2 separate regions of the Homo sapiens genome follow, and region 1 is linked to region 2. Evidence: chromatin contacts called from ENCODE Hi-C or POLR2A ChIA-PET data. All regions are on one chromosome and are shown on one strand. The core of a region is the stretch at or near the end of the contact, and the rest is flanking DNA. Distances in the headings are between cores, read along the strand shown. Region 1 overlaps HUS1 (HUS1 checkpoint clamp component). Region 2 overlaps TNS3 (tensin 3).

The links. Hi-C counts contacts between places; a loop is a spot of excess contacts on that map. ChIA-PET counts read pairs that join two places held with the same protein, here RNA polymerase II (POLR2A). Pooled maps may share reads with other maps.
Region 1: a pooled map shows a loop between it and region 2 (6-fold over the local background). The contact joins two enhancer-like sites. A Hi-C loop is called at or near these places in 1 of 37 single-sample maps with no recorded cell type and 4 of 50 pooled maps. POLR2A ChIA-PET finds 5 or more read pairs at or near these places in 2 of 52 experiments (Panc1 and activated B cell).

What each region holds. Positions count from the first base shown.
Region 1 is chr7:47,967,020-47,971,146 of GRCh38, forward strand. HUS1 (HUS1 checkpoint clamp component) reads right to left here. Exons shown (of 8, transcript NM_004507.4): 6 at 2,200-2,299; 7 at 787-906. Among named protein-coding and RNA genes, the nearest start is that of HUS1, 11 kb to the right of the region's middle. RefSeq lists a silencer at 1,873-2,167. Within about 2 kb of position 2,026, at least 8 of the 41 ENCODE cell types and tissues checked have a DNase peak (open chromatin) inside an H3K27ac peak, as active enhancers do; they include Panc1, where a contact is called at or near this core.
Region 2 is chr7:47,434,756-47,438,832 of GRCh38, forward strand. TNS3 (tensin 3) reads right to left here. Exons shown (of 31, transcript NM_022748.12): 7 at 2,508-2,558; 8 at 527-649. Among named protein-coding and RNA genes, the nearest start is that of SNORD151, 28 kb to the right of the region's middle. Within about 2 kb of position 1,301, at least 3 of the 41 ENCODE cell types and tissues checked have a DNase peak (open chromatin) inside an H3K27ac peak, as active enhancers do; they include Panc1, where a contact is called at or near this core.

The sequences.
Region 1 (4,127 bases), core at 776-3,275, 530 kb after region 2:
ATTGCCACCTAGAATCTTCTGTTCCTTCTCTACAGCACACTGCAGATCTGAAGGGGATGAGGTGCAGTGTTGGCTCAACCTCCCTCTCAGCTCAGCCTGGGAGCTATGCTACAAAACGTGGAACTTCAAATCCAGGATGCAGTCGCTTTTAGGTTGCTGTGATTTCAGTAGTAAGGTGACAAAAATGCCTTGAAAAGCTCTTGGCAGGTAATGCCTTTCTCATGTGTGGTCAGTAGATGAAGAGTGCTGGAGCAGGTGTGTGACCTCACAAGATGGGGCCCAGCCAGAATCAAGAGGCAACTGTTAACAACCAGCAGCCAAGGGACAGATATGGGGCAGCGAATGCAGGCCAGCATAGCCACAGAAAGGAAACAAGACATCACAAGGGAAAACTTAAATCCAAGCCAAACCGTGTCTGGCACTCTGAGCAGGTCAAATTAGATGACCATGGAGAAGGTGGGATGATCTGCACCCATTCTCCCGATGGCATCTCCAGGTGTGCTGGCCAACTGAGGCAGCACACAACCCACCTACCAACCAGTGTGGCTGCAGGTTTCAGGCCCTAACAGAGTGCCCAGGGGTTGTTTCTCTGCTGCCACCTTAGGTACTTCTGAATCTAGGAAAATTTAAAAAACCCCACTGTTCTAGGAAGTTAAAGTCCACATAATTGAGCTTTTTTTTTTTTTTTTGGATTTATGAGACTATATGCAATCTGTTAGACTAGAGTTGACTGCAGTATTTAGAATATGAAAGAATATGAAAAACAAAACAGAGAAGCACACTCACTGCATAAGGCCTTTGTGGGATTTACTTGTTGTCCAGCAAGAAACTGTAGGAGCTTCCTAATATCTATGTGCACTTCAGCCATGTGTTCCACGTTTCTGTCCTCATGGGTGCTTTCAGAGGCTAAAATGATAGGAATGCATTTAAATACAACATCTTCCCACGTAACAGGAAACCTGGAGATACTCAATGCATTTTACTTAAATAAATGATTCACTTTAGCACTGATTTTAGCATCCTGAAGAAATATTGCAACTTGTAAATGTTGTCATTCATTAAGCATTAGGTCCTAACTATTTAAAATACTATGATAATTTCCAAGGCATCTTTATTTACAGGGGACTTGAAATATAACTCAATCTCCCTCTTCAGGTCAAAGAAAATTTTATTTATTTGTACTTACTATGTATTTTAAGAGTGAAAATATATACATTAACTAATACAAGGCCTGTCATTCTGGAGTGGAATTAAAAAAAAAAAGAAAACATCCTTTCTACCTCTGAGAAAGTACCAAAGATAAGTCCCACCTTATGTTTATTAAAAGAAACAAAATGAGTGACATCAGAATGAATCGCTTTACACAATATTATCAAAGGCATAACCGTATGGATTTCACTCTGCTGGAGCAGGATGCTCTTAACTAGAAAGTAAAAATTCCTTCCAACTCTATGCTAAAATCTGTGTTTATATTCAAGCAGACTCGTAGTAACTTAAATGTGACTAGGGCCGATTTTATTGGTTCTGGCACACTTATGTATCATAAAATGATTTTCTCATCATCCCCAGGTGTTTCTCCCCTGGTCCTTTACCTGCTTTCCTGCTCAGGCAGCCCCTGCTACTGTGCAGCTGCCACTTTCCAGCCATGATTCTAACCCCCTCTTGGCTTATAACTCACCAAACTGTCCAACCGTCCCCTCTCTCCCCACTTGCTGAACTGACTCTATCGTCCCTTATTACCTTGTATGAGATAAGAAATGTGATCAAGTGAAACAGTTTTGCATCTGCTACACTAATTTCATACATATGGAAGTAACTGAAGGAGGAGAATATAAGAACAAATGTATCTACCTTTCTGAATCCATGCCAGGTGAGAAATAGAAATCTTTAGGAGTAGGACAGGAATTGAATAGCTGGAAGGGATCTTGGAGGTTATGTAACTTGATCCGAATTCTACAGAGGATGGAGACCCTGCACAGATCTGTCAGCTACTTGGTGGCACAGCTTCTCCCCCTGGTGGCTAACTGCCCCACTACACCACAGGGATACATAGTCCAGTCTCAATTCCTTTGTTCTTCACCCAAGCATGAAACAAAGTCAACTGAATTTCAACCTTTTTACATGAAGAGACCTCAACAGGTAGGTTATCTGAAACAATTAACTTATCCAAAGCAAAATATAACCCACTAGAAAACTTACCTAATGGAGGATTTCCAAGATCTTTAAAATGAGTTGTAACACATACTAATTCAGTTTCTATTTTCAAATTCAATTCTCCATCTAGGTTTGCTTCAATAACCTGCAAATTGAGTATTTTACATAGTCTTAGAAAAGGAAGCCAAAAGGAAAAAAACTCCATGGGCAACAGCTTTCACACAACCAGATGACAAAGTACCCTACAAAACCTCAAAACACCTCAGAGCACACTGAGACCCCCGTGCTATCAGGGAAAGTGAGAAGATAAGGCCCAAGAGCCAAGAACTCAGAAATCTCCCAAAAATCTCAAAGGGGAAGTCCCCCTGCCTGCCTCCCGGAATGAAGAACTCAGTGAAGATGTGAAAACAGGTGGAACTCCGAGAGGACTTGCCAGGAGACTACAGCAGCACAAGGGCAGGGCTCTAGGGAGGGCTGGGTGGAGCTGATGAGAACTCCCTCACAGCAGGAGAGAGTCCTGCACTGAGAAGGAACCACGGGAAGTAAGAGCCTCAACTAAGCAGAATGGGCACCTTGGGCAAAAAAAAGGGAATGAAACTTTAAATGAAGGAAAAAGAGGGACAGATCTCAGAAAGTCCTGGGGATGTGGTGAGGATGCATGTTTTAATATTTTGTGGTTACAAAGAATAGAGAATTCTAGAGTCATTAAATTAGAAAACTATTTTGGTCCACTTTCACTCCTACAATGAAACTTCCTCCTAAAAGAACCAGAAAAACCAGCCGGGCGCGGTGGCTCTCGCTTGTAATCCCAGCACTTTGGGAGGCCGAGGCGGGCGGATCACGAGGTCAGGAGATCAAGACCATCCTGGCTAACACGGTGAAACCCCGTCTCTACTAAAAATACAAAAAATTAGCCGGGCGTGGTGGCGGGCGCCTGTAGTCCCAGCTACTCGGGAGGCTGAGGCAGGAGAATGGCATGAACCCGGGAGGCGGAACTTGCAGTGAGCCGAGATTGCGCCACTGCACTCCAGCCTGGGTGAAAGAGCGAGACTCTGTCTCAAAAAAAAAAAAAAAAAAAAAAGAGAAATGAACAATAATAGACGCTATGACACAACAACATAAATCAGAATTAGGGAAGCTCAGACATGAGATGACCAGAGAGCACGCACATAAAACACAGCTGACAGCACAGGAAGTAATTAGAAACATAAGGAAAAATTTCAGAAACAGAAACTAGTTTAGAAGGAAGACTAGAGCAAATAGGCACCACAGAGAGAATAGTAAGAGAAACTGGGATGGAAAGGAGAAAGATAAAATTTACCAAACAGAAACAAAGAGTTAAAAGGATCTGACAGAAAATAATAAAGACAGTGGAGAAGATCCAAGCCCTCTGAGTCCCAGAAGAAAAACAAAGCACTGGAAAAGAAATGCTATCAACTACAGCTCAAAACTTTCCTGAAGTGAATGAAGAGTTCGGCCCACATATTGAAAGGACACACCACACACCTGGGAAAACTGACCCCGGATGGTCAAGACAATTGGATTGAAAGAAAAATGGGAAAAATCCCCAGGGTATTTAGTCCCCACTTTCAAATGAATAAATCCAAGCTGTGAAACAAAATCAGAATGGAGTCATTCTTTTTGATAGCAATAATATACACCAGCAGACAATGCAGTGCAGTGAGCCAAACTGACATTATAAACACATGATAACCAATGAAATCCTATTCCTGTGAGTCCTTCTTGAGTGATATGCTAGAGAATAGGCTTTTAATAACCAAAAAAATCATTGGAGAAGTTACAGCATAAACAGTGTGAGCCTTATTTTGACCTTTAGAACCAAAACTAAACAACAGGAATGAAGAGGACAGAATAACGTGTAGTAATAAAATTTTATGCTCTGATGATGTAGACATAATATAACCATTACAAAACAGGAAGGGGGAAAATGAGAAGAATGTGGAAATCAGTGT
Region 2 (4,077 bases), core at 51-2,550:
GACAGACAGACAGTCCCGGCCACTCTGTGAAGATGTACAGGCCATGTCTGCACTGCAATGGCTCCACGTGGAAAGGACAACACGTTTACTGCAATGGCATCATGCCATCATCTAGTCCATCAACTGATTACCATAACTCAAGATGGCATGGAAAGTCTGACACAGTCCATCTGAAAAGGGCATACATAGCTCTTTTGAAAAGGAGGGCTTTCCATGAAAAATAAAATTTAATAAAAATGAAACGATTTGCTCTCATAATCGTGGTCAATTTGGGGTCAACAGTTTCAAATGTCCAGCTACACATTCAGGGACCACAATCCTATAAATTCTAAAGCCAAACTTGGGGAGGTGTGATAACTCTGTTTCCTTCTTTAAGAGCAAGTAGGAAAACCTAAAGACAAACCCATAAGGAGCACATCGCACCAGCTCAAAGCGGAAATGTGCTCAGATGCAGCATTGGTCTCCATCTCAACTCCAAAGGCTGAAGCCCAGCCAGACCCCCAAATGTGAGAGGGGGCGCACTCACCCTGCAGTGAATGACGACCACATGCTGGAGGTTGCTGTTCAGCCAGGACTCCTGCGCCTTGCATATGGTACACATCTTATCCAGGGGCGGTGCGTGGAGCTCTGGCCAGCCCACATCCATGATCTGCAACAAGAAAGGGGAGCTTCCTCGGTTTCCATTTCCTAAAACCTTCTGAGGCCATCTCACAATGACTTCTTTCATCATCAGTACATTTCATTTGGGAGTAAAGAACATGCTGGGTGACCCTTTCCTAAAACTCAGTGAGCATGAGGATCAACTTCCTTCACTGGGAAGAAAAAATAAAGCATTATACTGCCCATGTGATGCCTCTTCTTCCAGGGGCTCATCTGCTCTTCTGCAGCTGGGGTGACAATTCTAGAAAGGTCTTTGAGTTGCTGATGGTGCAGGTTGTGTGGACGGGGCTGCAGTCCAGTGAGATCACAAACAGGAGTCCTAGGCCCAAGCTGCTGCCAAAATCTCCCCACTCGGGTTAAAATCCCAGTTTGGAGAGTGCAGCCAGCCATCTCCCACACCGTGCGGACAACACCTCAGAGACAATCTCCTGGAAAGGCAGCACTTAAGGAGGAAGCACCTTCAAAACTCTAATTAAGTTTGGTGCTTGGACAAAGAAAATCACCACCATGTGCTAAAGACACAGTGACTCGGTGCAGAACTGCAGCTCTGAGCGTCCTGAGGCACACACAAGTCCACAGTGGCCCACAGTGGCCACACGGGGGTGTTGCTTTTCCTTTGATTTCCTTTTGTCAGTAGGACGAGGACAAGGAGCTCTATCTTATGATGAAAGTCGTAGAAATAGTGTAAGACTGTTGGAAATTTCAGAAAGTTGCCAGGAAGTAGGAAAAGTCACTACCCCTGCCACCACTCAAAGATAACCACTGCAATGTTTTCATGAATCCCTTAGTCTCTTTTCTGTATACATTTAGCATAATTGAGATACTATTATACATAAATTCTATACTCTACTATTGTTAACTAGTATTAAAATAGGCAACTTATCATGTTTCTGCTTTGTTACTCTAATGGCTGCAAAATATTTCAACATATAGAATATACATACATATATGTACCACAACTTATGTTGACTCAGTCTTAAAATTATCCCAAACTTTGCTGTTGAAAATGATCATGAAGGGTGAGGGGCAAGGGGAATGAGAGCATTAGGACAAATACTTAATGCATGAGGGGCCTAAAACCTAGATGACAGGTTGATAGGTGCAGCAAATCACCATGGCATATGTGTATCTATGTAACAAACCTGCACGTTCTGCACCTGTATCCCAGAACTTAAAGTAAAATTTGAAAAAATTTTAAAAATTTTTTAAAAAATGAAAATTATCATGAAAGGAGTGGATTAGTATGACCATAAAGAGATACTAGCAGAAGAGAGCCCCATGCTGATGGAAATGTTTTGTCTCTTGTTTGTGGTGGCTTAACAAATCTATACACATGATGCAGTTTAGATTTATTCTATACATATATTTGTTATAGATTTGTTCCATGCATATATATATGCAGTATATATGAAAGATCCCAGGAGGCGGGAGGAGGAAGCATCATGTGTATAGATTTGTTCTATACATATATATTAGTATTTATCATCTATACACACGATGCCGAGAAACACACATGTACGCAAAACCAGGGAAATGTGAGTGAGGTCCGTGGACTATACCAATGCCAACTTCCTGACCTAGATATTTCACTATTAGTGTTGTAAGATTCTCCCACTGGAAAGACTGGGTGAGAAGTACAGGAGATCTCTGTATTATTTTCACAACTTCCTACGAATCTCTAACTATTTCAAACTGAAAAAAAAGTAATTAAAATAATTGATATGAACAATTCCTAATACTCCTTATCAAGTCACATTCCACAAAGACTAGTAGCAAATTATTTTTGCACAAAATAAGCATTGTTTACATTTTACAAAATGCAGAATATAAAGGGATGAACTCTGTACCTTTGGGTTAAGCTTCGTAAGGTCATATCTCTTTTCTGAAAGGTTTAATACCTATAAAAGAGAGGAAAAATTGCCTTGCATAAAATAGATTTTAATATTTTAAAAATTAATACTTTAATTTTTATTTAATTTTAATTAATACTAATTTTTTAAAAAAATATCTAAAATCTTCACACTCACAAATCAGGGGGAAAAAAAGCTTTTAGACAAATCCTTGACATCAGAGATGAAAGCAGAAAACACATTGCATTTTTACATGATGTTTCCCTTCCAGGTACCGAGGATCAGAAAAGATTGAAAAATACAGACTTGTGTGGTCACAGAATAAAAAACAAATAAAATAAATAAGATAAGGATGGCATACAGAACCCTTACACATAAAGTCTATATTCTACTTCTTCAACTAGTATTAAACCAGGCGATTTACTGTGTTACTATTTTTTTTTAATTCTCATGGCTACAAAATATCCCAACATATAGGATACACACACACACACACACACACACACACACACACACACACGTATAAAATATATAATATAAAATATATATACACATATATATAAAATAAATATCACGGTCTTGCTCCTGACAACACAAACTGACCCGATAGAGAGGTGGTACATGGTGGGGAAGGCTGTCCCTCCTCTATGGCCTGGTGGCCCCAGGCCTGGAAAGGGCTGAGTTCATGCCCGGCCAAAAGCCATGGCCTAAGTTCACTGAAAAATCACAGCCATTTGTGGAACCTTGCTAAATACTCAAGTAGTTCAAAATGAAAATAATAATAATAATAATAATAATAATAATAATGTTCCAGCAGCAAGGAGCCTTAAAAATTAACTAAACGTCCCTCTCACTTCAGAGTCAGAGATGTGAGGAAAGTGGAGGGTGGGGGCTTGTCCTGGTCACCCAGCAAGCCCTGTTTATGACAAGGGGGGGCGCTGCTTTGTGACCCACAGTTCATTTCTAACCCTGCACAAGAAAAAGATCCCTGCCATAGCCATTTTGCAGGGAGAGCTCTGGCCCTGACAAGGCCCCACAGACAGGTGCTGGCCAGGGCTCCAGGCCCTCTGCATGGTCTCTTTGGGGAAGGGGGACTGGGGAAGAGGGGAAGGATGGCCAGAGAGGAGACTCAGGATGCGCTGACCAGCCTGGGAGTGGCTTCCAAAGGAAGGAGCCATGGTCCTGCAGAGCACACCGCCTCAGTGATGAAGGAGGAAGCCCTGAGGAGGAGAGGGCCCCTGGTGAGAGGCACCACCATCAAATGGGGCTTGGCCACCACTTCCTGTCCACTGCCAGGTCACAGACAAGACGGGCTTCAAGACCAGAAAGAGGCAGGAGCCTGAGTGAATCAAGGATCGGGGAGGGGTCAGGACCCAGGTAGCACCTGGGCCAGGGCTGCTCTGGCATCAGACGGAGGCCACATCCTACTCTGCCACTTGGGTCCACCTCTCCCAGCCACTGGTGCCCCAGTCATTGGAGCAGACCAGCAAGGAAGACAATGAACACCTTGTAGGTTTGCAGGGCAGATTAGCTTTACCACAGATAAGGAGGCCTCCTTACTAGAGAT